Linked DNA regions of Homo sapiens: region 1 is linked to region 2. The links are chromatin contacts, found by Hi-C in ENCODE. All regions are on one chromosome and are shown on one strand. Each heading gives the region's core, a stretch centred on a gene start or an enhancer-like site at or near the end of the contact. The rest is flanking DNA. Distances are from core to core; before and after follow the strand shown. Region 1 overlaps XXYLT1 (xyloside xylosyltransferase 1). Region 2 overlaps LOC105374294 (a long non-coding RNA gene).

Region 1 (5,212 bases), core at 842-3,341, 270 kb after region 2:
CCAAGGCTCAAGCCTAGCAGACCATGGTTAGGAAAAGCAGAGACCACTTGCTAACTGCAAAAATCAAGTGGATGACCAATATGGGTAGAGCCAAGCGGTCACCCAAATCACTCATGTGACCCCATGTGTTTCTGACAGGGAAGGCGGGGCCCAGCCAGGTGGAAAGGGGCTATCCACAGGTTAGGCAGCAGGTCCCTATAGGAGCCAGCCCAGAAGCCAGGCCCCCGGCCCTTCTCATACAGCCCTGCACCTGCCCATGAAGGGAGTGAGGCCAGGACAGACGCCTGTGAAGCTGCGCTGAGCACCGGGTCCAGACTTCAGTGAGGGGCTGCTCCGCCTGCAGCTGGAGGCACCCTCCTCTCTACCCTCCACAGAGACTCTGAACGCTCTCGGAAGGTTGGCCCCAGTGTCTGCACAGCCAGGAAGTCTGAGGTGGCACAAAGGAGCCACGCAGGTCTGCTCTCAAAGTTTCCCTCCTATCCTATTTCCAAAGTTGCCCCCAAGCCTCTACTACCTCCTGCCTCAAAGGCAGCAAGACCCACACCAATAAAAGGGAGTCTCCGCCAAGTGCTCAAGAGAACATGGAATGGGAAGGGGAACAGCCACCTGGAGGGGAGCTCACCAGGGTCCTGCAAAGCAGAAGATGCACACACCCCAGGACCCAGCAGCCCCTTCCAGGCGTGACCCTGGAGAGCCTCAAGCACATTGTTCGCCTGGGTGTTCACAGTAGTGGGAGTGACAAAACAGGGGAACCACCCGGCCATCTCTCAGAAGGCAAATGAGTAAACGGAGGTCCACCCACAATAAAATACTACACAGCAATTAAAATGACAGGGCAAGACTTCCATGTATCAGCAAAGATAAATCTCAAAATCATAAGGCTATGAAATCTCATACTCACAATGAAATGTCAAATGGATATATGAGACTGTTTACATAACTGCTGAAAACATACAAAGCAGTAATACATATATATTTTATGCATACATATGTGGTAAAAATTAAAAACATACAAATTGCACAAAACACCAACTTCTTATTTGTGACAGTAAATACCTCTGGAGGGAGTAGGATGGAGAAGAAATAGAGTGAGCTTTAGCTACGTCTATAATATTTTATTTCCTTAAAAAAAGAATCTTAAGCAAATAGAGAAAAATGTTAGCACCTATTTAACTTACACAGTAGAAACAAAGATATCTGTTACTTTTTTTGTTTTCATTTTTCTGTTTTGGCTTATTTTAGAATTAAAATTTTTTAACATCTAAAAAATATATCGTGAGAGGCAAAAAGCGGGGCTGTGTAATATAAATTAGCAGGAAAAATTCTTTATAATGAAGAGGCAAGAGAGTGGGCACTGAGGAGCAGCCCTGATAGACCTGATCTTCACATGTGTTAATTTGTGGGAACAGGACCACATAGGACTGGGAAGTGTTTCTTGTGGAGAATCAAGGAAGGTTCCTGGGAACAATTCAAAAGAAGAAAAAAAACCACACACACACACACACACACACACACACACACACAGAGAGAGAGAGAGAGAGAGAGAGAGAGATTCACTGTGGTGTTATTTATTGTGTGAAAAAAACAGAAACTCACAGCTCAGGTTACAAAAGAAATATGACTATAACGTATGCTACAGTGATATGAACAATAAGCTGGAGACAGGGCAGGGGCGGCGAGGCGGGGAGGCGTTTATGGCATACGCCACCGCAGGTGGGTCCCCTATTCAGTAACGTGAGTAGAGAACAAAATTCCCCTGCTCTATCCAAATTAGGCCTGCAAGAAACAAGGGCTCAAGGGAACGTGGGAAAATGAAGACGGTTTGTTGAATGAGATTTACAGCTTTCCACTACCTGGAGAAGCAAGTCACAAAGGGCTCTCCGTGGAGCCCAGGCACTGCACCCCAGCTGCCCGCTTTTCTCCAAGCACTTTCTCCTGCCCTTTTCTTGGACCCTCCCTCTCCCCGGGGCCCAGGGAAGGCTGCCCTAAGCACTGACTCCTCTCCTGGGGCAGTGAGATTTCCCTCTCATATTTCCAGGCTGGAACAAATCCCCCAAAGACTCCCGTAAATCAGGTCCAGATGCTGCACATGTCACAGAAAAAGGCTGAGAAGTCAACAGCTCCAGAAATCAGGAGGCGAAGCGGCAAGATCCCGTTTCATTTCCCAAGGCCCCTGCTTAAGACACAGCCTTAAGCAAAAGACACGTTTTCATTTTGCATTTGCCTTAAAATGTCTCCCAACTCTCTGAGAGCCACATCAGTTCTAAAATCTTCAACTGCTCACATTTCTTTTTTTTTCTTTTTTTTTTTTTTTTTTGAGAAGGAGTTTTGTCTCCCAGGCTGGAGTGCAGTGTTGTGATTTTGGTTCACTGCAACCTCCGCCTCCTGGGTTCAGGCAATTCTCCTGCCTCAGCCTCTCGAGCAGCTGGGACTACAGGTGCCCACCACCACGCCTGGCCAATTTTTGTATTTTTAGTAGAGACGGGGTTTCACTATGTTGGCCAGGCTGGTCTCGAACTCCTGACCTCAGGTGATCCGCCCGCCTCGGCCTCCCAAAGTTCTAGGATTACAGGCGTGAGCCACCGCGCCCGGCCTGTTCACATTTCTGATCAAAGCGAAAGCCACTCAGTCACTCAGTGAGCCCAAAGAAGAGACCAGTAAGCAGGGCCAGCCTACCTGGCAGTTTACATCCTCTGCAAACGCTGCTCAGCAAATTCAACTATGTAGCCAATCACTCTTCCCTCAAGTGAGTTTTAAAGGGTAACACCAGAGGGAAACGGTGCTCTCGGACAAGTCACGGGGGTGCCCACTGCCCAGCTGTGCACCAGGGGGCACCCCCACTGGGGTGGGGAGATTTCCCTCTCACATTTCCAGGCTGGAACAAGTCCCCCAAAGACCCCCATAAATCAGGCCCCAGGGGGCCCTCAGCGCTTGGAGACTCTGGCCACAGACGTCAGCAGTGACTGCCCAGGCCTGGCAGGTTCTCCAGGGCCTCAGCCCCAGGGCCTGGGACCAAAGCCCCACCCTGCACTGACCACAGGTTAAATTTGCCCTGAAACTGGGGTCAGCAGCAGAAACAACACGCCCCTCACCCTCCCAACCACAGGACGCAGGCTCGAAGCCTGACGAGGTGATTTTCAAAGTACCATCTGCTCCTGGGAAGCCATTCCCTGAGCCGGAAGCTTGTTCCTTTTCCCCTGTGAGGAAACTGGGGGCCACATGGCATCACACAGAGCCCTCTGCAGGCTCAGTCACCCTCTCACTCTTGCTCAGCACGTCCACGGGGCATAATTAAGTCTGTAGGCTGCGGGATCTCTGTGCCAAAACTGCTCTTTTGTTTCCCAAGGTGAAGCATCTGGAACCTGGGCATCCAGGCAACAGGCTCGCAAGGCCCAGATTCAGGGGCAGCCACCTGCGCCAGGCTGGGACCTGACACAGGGTGAGCAGGTGAGCCACTGAGCAGGACCATGAGGTGGCATGCTAAAGCTGGGCACAGCCACCAAGGGTGGGACACAGACCTGCAGGGCCTTCACGGGGCCAGGGCAGTGCCTAAGGGTCCACCTAGCACGCGTCAAGCACAAACAGCTGCGCTGTGCACATTCAGTCACTTAACGTCGCCCTCACACCAATGTTTTGGGGCAGGTGATAGGACTGGGCCCCTGCTACAGAGAGGAGGTGGTTCAGAGAATGTAAACAACTACCCCCCACCTCCCAGAAAGATGAGGTAGAGCCAGGATCTAAAGCGGCCCATCTGTAGCCAACACCATACTCATTCAAGAGACACACGCCCATTCCCACACCCGCTGCACAGGAAAGAGAAAGAAGTCAGACTCGGACCCTGTCCCCAACTGCCCCAGGCTGGGAAATTCACCAGCACTGCGGACAGAGCAGGGGATAACAGCAGCATCAGAAAGACCCATAAGGCCATAGGTTTGCAGAGGGAATGCAGTCCCTCAGCAAGGAGCTTCAGTCGGACTAAACCAGCAGAAAAGGCGGTTTCCGAGTACCATGCTCGCACAACAGGGAGCCGCCGACCAGGCCTGGAGATCCCTGTGACAGTCACGGCAGGACTGGGGCTGCAGGAGTGCAGAGCCAGGTGGGAGACAGCAGCGGGGTTCCCTACCCCACACGGCTCGCACCCACGAGCTCAGCCCCCAGCAGGACCCAGTCGGGCTGGGGACTCAGCTCCATCCAAGTGGGCTGAGCAGGGCCAGGCAATGGGTTGGAGGGAGCCATGACTCTGGGCCTGCAGCTGAGGAGGCTGCAAAGCTTCCTTCTGGAGCAGCCGATCAGTGGACGTGGAGCAAAGCCTTTCATTGTCCACAAAACACAGACGACTGCAGGGAGTCACAAGTGGGTGAGATCCAAAAGCTGTGTCAGGCTAGAAACCAAAACAGAAGACAAACCGGCGCACAGAGCAAGCACAGCGTAGAACTGGCTTCCGAACACAAGGGAAGGCAGGCAGGGAGACCATGAGTGCAGGGAACCAGAGAGGGCACAGGAGAGCTGCTCCCAGTCTCCCTTGTCCACTGAGCAGCTGTGTGGCCCTGAGCAAGTTGCTTGGCCTCTCTGGGCCCCCGTTTTCTCATGGATAACATGAATAGACTCAACTCCAGGACCAGAGTCTGGACTCCCTCCAACCCAGACCTCTTCTGCAGCTAAATGAGGGAGGTGGGGCTCCAACATCTCAGCCTGTAAATCCCACCTCCTAGAAAGAGGCTCCCTGCTGTTCTATGGGCAGCTCCTGGAGGAGGGAGGGAAGGTCCACCCCGGGCAGCCCTGGGATTCCCCTGTTCTGTGCCACCCAGCTGACCAGGGGAAGAGGCCACCCAGCCAGCAGCAGGCACAGGGGCACCGTGGGAACCCTTCTGGTGGGGCCCCAGCTCTCACAGAGCATTCCTGGCTTTGGAGGGACAAGAACAAACCGCCAAAATCAACAGGCATCGGGCAGAGTGCTGAAGAATCAGCAAGCCGGACTCCAATCATGGCTCCGAGCAAGCTCATCTGTGCAGCCTCTTCCTAGGGGAGACTAGCTACCCCTCACAGGCCTGGCTGCTCCAAGGTTAAATGAGGGAGGAAAAGCAGGATCCAGCATGGTGCCTGCCACCCAGGGTCTCCTGCGATGGTGGCAACTGTGGCTCATTGACGGTGACGATAAACCTGAGACAGCTCTGGTCATTCCAAGTCCCTCGCCCTCATGCTCCGCGCAGGC
Region 2 (5,808 bases), core at 776-3,275:
AGGGAAGAAGGGGAGGTATGTCCAGTCTCTGCTGTATGTCAGGATCCCAGAAAAAAAGCATTAGAAGCCTGGGCTCTGGTATCTCTCCACCTGCCAGACCCCACCCACCAGTTCCAAGGAAAGGCAGCCCCAGCAAACGTCTCCACAGGGACTGAGCAAGGCAGATGGCTGGGCTGCTGAGCAGACGGAGGGAGCCCAGGGCTTTCTGTGCTCAAGGCCTGCTCAGAGAAGGTTGGTCTGGACACCCCAACCAGCCAGTTCACCAAGCACTGGCATCTTCCCACAAGAGAAGAAAGGAGGGAAAGATGGAAAAGAAAGAGGGAGGAAAACAAAACAGCCCAAACAGCCCAAATCACTCCTCCCCCAACAGCTGCGTTCAACAAAGGGACATTAAATTAAATTCTTGAGGAAACAGGGCTCAGAGGGTAGGACCATGCCAAGTGAGCCCAGGAACACTTACCACTCTTCGGAACCCAATTAGCCTCCCTTTGGGACACTGGGCTCTTCATTAATCCCTTCTCTGGCTGAAAATGAGGTCCCTGTGCTTTGATCCCCTCTGCCTGCCTGCCAGGGCTCCTGGCTGGGAAATGTCACATCTGCCACTGCTCACACCATTGTCTGAGCTTACAGACCCATGGCTCTCCAGTAGCATAGGCCACGCTGCCAGAAGCCCCTCCAAACACTCACCCAGACTTGAGTGTGGTCCCCAGATACACCCAACATACTCTCTGGGCACCATCAGAGAAAACTCAGACCCAGTACCTGCCATGAAAGAACTTGAGATGGAAGAGGGAGAAAAACTTATACAAAAACCTTTGATATGGCCCATAAAATCTCATCAGAGCCTCTACTTTACTGAGCACTGGCCTAATCCCATTCCCACATGGTCCATAAACACTTTTGTGTCCCTTACCCCACTGGGCCTGTCGCCCTGCTGTCCTGCCCTGATGCAGCTGGAGGCTGGGGGGCTCCAGCCTTCTCCTGAGGATTCCTGTCTAAATGCTCAGCTGCTCTGGAATTCACAGGAGCCCAGGGCATGGGGCCCACCTGGTCTCCTGCTTCCTTCAGGTTGTTGCAGAGCCCCTGTCCTCCCTCGCCTTCTCTACCCCTTTGCTCCCCCTGCCTCGCCTGCAGCTGTCCATGAGCTCTGCTCAGCAAGTCCCAGCTGACCTGGATCTTTCCTTTTTTTCCAGCTAAACAGATATCTGCCTTGCTAATACTGACTGCCTTTCAAAGCATAATTATGATGTGTTGTGTTAAAATCACACTCCAGTAAGGAGCAGGAGACAGGGGAGAGGAATGGATGGGATGAAGAGGGCCAAGAGTCTCTTCCTGTCTCCCGGTGCAGGGATTAAGAGACTGAAGAGGGCATTCTGGGGAAACTGAGGCTCAGAATGGCCCAATAACCTGCCCAAAGCCAGACAGTCTGTAACTGGTGGAGCTAAGATCCTGCTGTTGACTTCATTTGCAGGTGGAGGAGGATGAGAAGGAAGTTTAGGGTGCATCTGCCAGGTCTGGGCAGAGCCTGCCCCAGTTGTGTTCAAGGTCCAGTGTTCAACACCCCCACCCTGGCCCCATGCGGGACTCCAGGGAAAGCCTGGAACCACGCCCCGGGAAAACACACAGGAACTCTGAGGGCTGGGCAGGGAGGGCTGCGGAGCTGCCCAGGACACCTTGCCTGACAAGGGCTCCTGCCATGCAGCTCATTTCAGCATAACACCTGCTTACGACGGCCTGCTCTGCCTGGGGAAGGATATCAGGCCCCGTGGAGGATGCACAGCGAAGCCAGCACGTCCCTGACCTCAAGAAGTTGCCAGCCTCCCGAGGGAGATGGCTGTCGCACGGACTCCCGCACCCACCAGAAGGCCTGCAGGGAGACCTCTGGGGCCGCTTTTCAGTCACGACCTCTATGCTCCACGCCCGTCCTCTGGGCGCCAACTGGTGATGCTGGAGCTGGGACTCTGCCCGCGGCTCCGCTCTGCCAGCCGGGTCTGTGTAGGCTCTGCAGCCCGGGCGCTAGAGCGGCACCTCCAGGCTGGTGCGGGAGGCAGGACTTGCTCTTCCTATTTGCTCCCTGTCCGCTTCCTGCGGGCTTCCTGTTCCTGGGAGCTCGTTGTCTCCCTCCCCAGCCAACAGCCGGCAGTGCCAAACCGGAGCCGCAGCGGAACGCAGCTTGCAGCTTCTCCAACTCTGGCAGAAGCAGTTGCGTCACCCTGTGGCCCAAGAGCCGGCTCAGACCCCTGCTCAGAGGTTGGGATCCCAGGCAAGTGGGCCCTTGTCTGCAGGGCCCCAGCGCCAGCGCGCAGAGACCTCTCCTCAAGTCGGCTCTGCAGGGTCCCTCCGCTGTGTTTCTAAATGTCCCCCTTCGCCCCTTCAGCCACAGAAATAGTAGTAGCTGCCTTCTGCAGTTGCCACTTCTGCTCACCCTGTCAGTCTCTGTCACCCTGATGACTGCAGAGAAGAGTCTGGAGACCAAGATGGACCTCCCAGGACTTACAAAGCAGAGACTTTCACTCCTGCTCTGCTGAAAATCCCCTTCATGCCCTGGCTTTCCTGGACTGTGTCCTCGTTTCAACCTCAGTTTTTTTTGTTGGTTTGTTTGTTTTTGTTTTGTTTTTGAGATGCAGTCTAGCTCTGTCGCCAGGCTGGAGTGCGGTGGCGACATCTCAGTTCACTGCAGGCTCCCCCTCCCGGGTTCAAGCGATTCTCCTGCCTCAGCCTCCTGAGTAGCTGGGACTACAGGCGCCCGCCACCGCGCCTGGCTAATTTTTGTATTTTTAGTGGAGAAGGGGTTTCACCAAGTTGGCCAGGATGGTCTCCATCTCCTGACCTCCTGCTCCGCCCACCTCAGCCTCCCAAAGTGCTGGAATTACAGGCGTGAGCCACCGCGCCCGGCCTCAACCTCAGTTCTTTATAGGAAACTCTCTGTGCCCTCCTTATTGGATGCTGACTGCTGCTGGATCTTTAGTGGGTAGCTAGCCTTTTGATCTCATCCTCAGGATCTTGATGGCCCCCTCTCTGATAGCAGTTGACCTTATTCGTAGAACTGCTCCTCCACATGGCCCATCCCTTAGGATTTGACTTCACTGCCATAGCAGTCCCCTCTGCCCTAACTTGGCCTGAACATGATGTCAGTCCCAGAGGTGGGCCTGTGGCCTAAGGCAGCTGACCACAGCCTTCCCTGGAACCTGTATACTCTGAGCTCTTTCTTTTCCACAGTCACCAACTAGGGTAATTTAAACTGGGTTGTCTGCAGCGGGGCCTCTGCCTCCCACGGCTCCCCGTCCCAGGTTATCCTGTGTGTAGTAGAAAATAATGGTGACCATTCACAGATTGAGAGCTGGCTGCATTGAGGCTGCCATCCGGTCATGCCTGAGGTCCACTCCACCCCTGTCTTTCCCAATTTCTGGAGCCCAAAGCCTCCCTTTGTGTGTAGGCAAGCGTGAGCTGGGTTTCTGTCACGCTCAACAGAGGGAGTCCTGACTGATGTGGCAACGCCCCCCACACCTAGGTCGTCTGGAAACAAGCTGAGTCAGGGCTGGTCTAGTCAGACTCCCTACCTGGTTCTGCAACCTCACCACACAGTCTCCGCCGTGCCACAGTTGCTGCATAGCTTCCTGCTTATGCAATGGCTTTGCCAAGGGCCTAGACACCCAGTCGGGCCTGGCTGAACCAGGGCCAAGTTGAAAAGGCAAAATCCAAGATGGAACTAAGCAACAAAAGAGTCAAGAATCCAGGCCCCTCCCACCCCAGAGCCGTGGGCTTGACGCTGAACCTGAGTCTTCCCCAACCCCCTTGTATGAGGACGTGTGTAGGCGGTAAGTGTTGTGCGACAATAGGATTATATTCATTCCACTTCCTTAATGAGCCAGGCTTCTTTTGGAAATATCAGGCTCCAAAGCTGAGACATATATAATGTTATATATAAATAGAATGAATATAAATAGGCTGGGCACATTGGCTCACGCCTGCAATCCCAGCACTTTGGGAGGCTGAGGCGAGTGGATCACCTGAGGTCAGGAGTTCGAGACCAGCCTGGCCAACATGGTGAAACCTCGTCTCTACTAAAAATACAAAAATTAGTCGGGCATGGTGGCAGGCACCTGTAATCCCAGCTACTCAGGAGGCTGAGTCAGGAGAATGGCTTGAACCCAGGAAGCAGAGGTTGCGGTGAGCCACGATAGTGCCATTGCACTCTAGCCTGGGTGACAAGAGTGAAACTCCATCTCAAAAAAAAAAATGAATATAAATATATATGAATATAAACATATGTAGAGAGAATGAATATAAATAGATATATACATATGCATATGTGCGTGTGTGTCTAGACATATAGATACCTATATACACCCCAGAATATCTTTCCTATTTCTGCAGGAATAGGGTCCCAGGGGCCTCAGAGGCTGTTTAGTCCAGCCCACTCCCCTTCCCTCCCTCCTCCCAGATAAGGAAATTGAGGCTTCCCACCAAATCATGTAGTTGGTGACTCGCCACGTTGGGAGCAGAATCCAGGCCTCCTCTCGAACACATCAGTGTCTGACTGAACTGAAACTGCACACAAGGCAGATGCCTGACAGCTACCACCCTCAGACGTCAGTCTAGCAGGGTTCCCTGCGAGGACCTTAAGGGAGGAGAGGGGCAGCTGGAGGCCCTGAAGTCAATAGGCGTGCAGGGCCGTCCTCTCCTCTGAGGTTTTTTGCGTGGGACTTCCGAAGAGAAGAAGCTTCTCCCAAGTATATTTTCAAAATTCTTCTCTACATCAGACACACGGAAAAAACACAGCCAAAAGGCATCGGTGTGCTGACCCCAGCCCAGGCCCAGCAGGCAGCATGACGCAGGAAAAGGGGCCTGGCCCCAGCTGGCTGGGCAACCTGGGGCAAGTCATTCAGCCTCTTTGGGCTTTTGCTTTCCTATGTGCCACGTAGCGGGAGAGGGCATTCCAGTTCCCTACCCAACCTACTGTCCAAAGCTTTTGTCTCCAACTCTCTCATGCCAAGGCACAGCCCTGACTCTGCCAGCCCCCTGATCAGGGCCTCCCCAGGCAACAATAGGACCATGCCCATCACCGGGTACAAACTTTGTGGAGTTGTTGTGGACAGGGAGTGCCAGGCCTGGGTTTCCCTGGAGAGACACCGACGTGCAGGTACCACACATTTTGACTCCTGTCTTCTAAGTCGTAACACTGCAGCTCCCAGGATTTGCCAATTCAGCCCGGCTGCCCCCACCACGCTACTGATTACAGAACGGTCTAGAGACCAAGATGAACCTCCTGGGACTTAGGAAGCAGGACTGTGAATTCCCTTCATGCCCTGACTCTCCTGTACCTGTGTCCCAATGTCAAGTCTGAGAACCACAGAAACCTAGGAAGTCAGGGCTTTAGAGGAAAGCTCGTGATTTTAGCCTCCTCTCTCCCAATCCATTTTACAGACGAGGAAACTGCCCCAGAGGGCGCAGGAGAGACAGGGCAGGACCAGGAACTAGCTCACAGGTTGTCTAGATCTAGTCCCCACCCACTTTATTCTAGGTGCGCCCTTGGGAAATTCACTTCATCCCTTAGAGTGGCAGTTTCCACCTCTGTCAAGGTGAAAATAATCCCTTCTTTGTGGGGCTGCTGGAAGGATGAAGGAGGTTAATAAATGTAAAAGGCTTGGAGTAGTGCCCACCAGAGAAATTTGTCATTGTGAGCTCTATTAGTCACTTGCTCTAACAAACACCTCAAACCTTCAAAGTCTTAACACAAAAGAAGTTGATCACTCCTATAACATCCAACGCCAGCATTCCTTATGGGTGGGCTATTCGTCACATGGG

What was found. Hi-C counts contacts between places; a loop is a spot of excess contacts on that map. Pooled maps may share reads with other maps.
Region 1: a map of heart left ventricle shows a loop between it and region 2 (3-fold over the local background). The contact joins two enhancer-like sites. A Hi-C loop is called at or near these places in 7 of 168 maps with a recorded cell type or tissue (PC-3, aorta, ascending aorta and 4 more) and 8 of 50 pooled maps.

What each region holds. Positions count from the first base shown.
Region 1 is chr3:195,251,205-195,256,416 of GRCh38, forward strand. The region is part of intron 1 of XXYLT1 (xyloside xylosyltransferase 1); the gene reads right to left. Among named protein-coding and RNA genes, the nearest start is that of XXYLT1, 17 kb to the right of the region's middle. RefSeq lists silencers at 642-691, 4,895-5,069 and enhancers at 1,511-1,560, 2,350-3,137. Within about 2 kb of position 2,092, at least 7 of the 41 ENCODE cell types and tissues checked have a DNase peak (open chromatin) inside an H3K27ac peak, as active enhancers do.
Region 2 is chr3:194,983,211-194,989,018 of GRCh38, forward strand. All of the region lies in intron 3 of LOC105374294 (a long non-coding RNA gene), which reads right to left. Among named protein-coding and RNA genes, the nearest start is that of XXYLT1-AS1, 110 kb to the right of the region's middle. RefSeq lists enhancers at 3,097-3,597, 4,890-5,390. Within about 2 kb of position 2,026, at least 9 of the 41 ENCODE cell types and tissues checked have a DNase peak (open chromatin) inside an H3K27ac peak, as active enhancers do.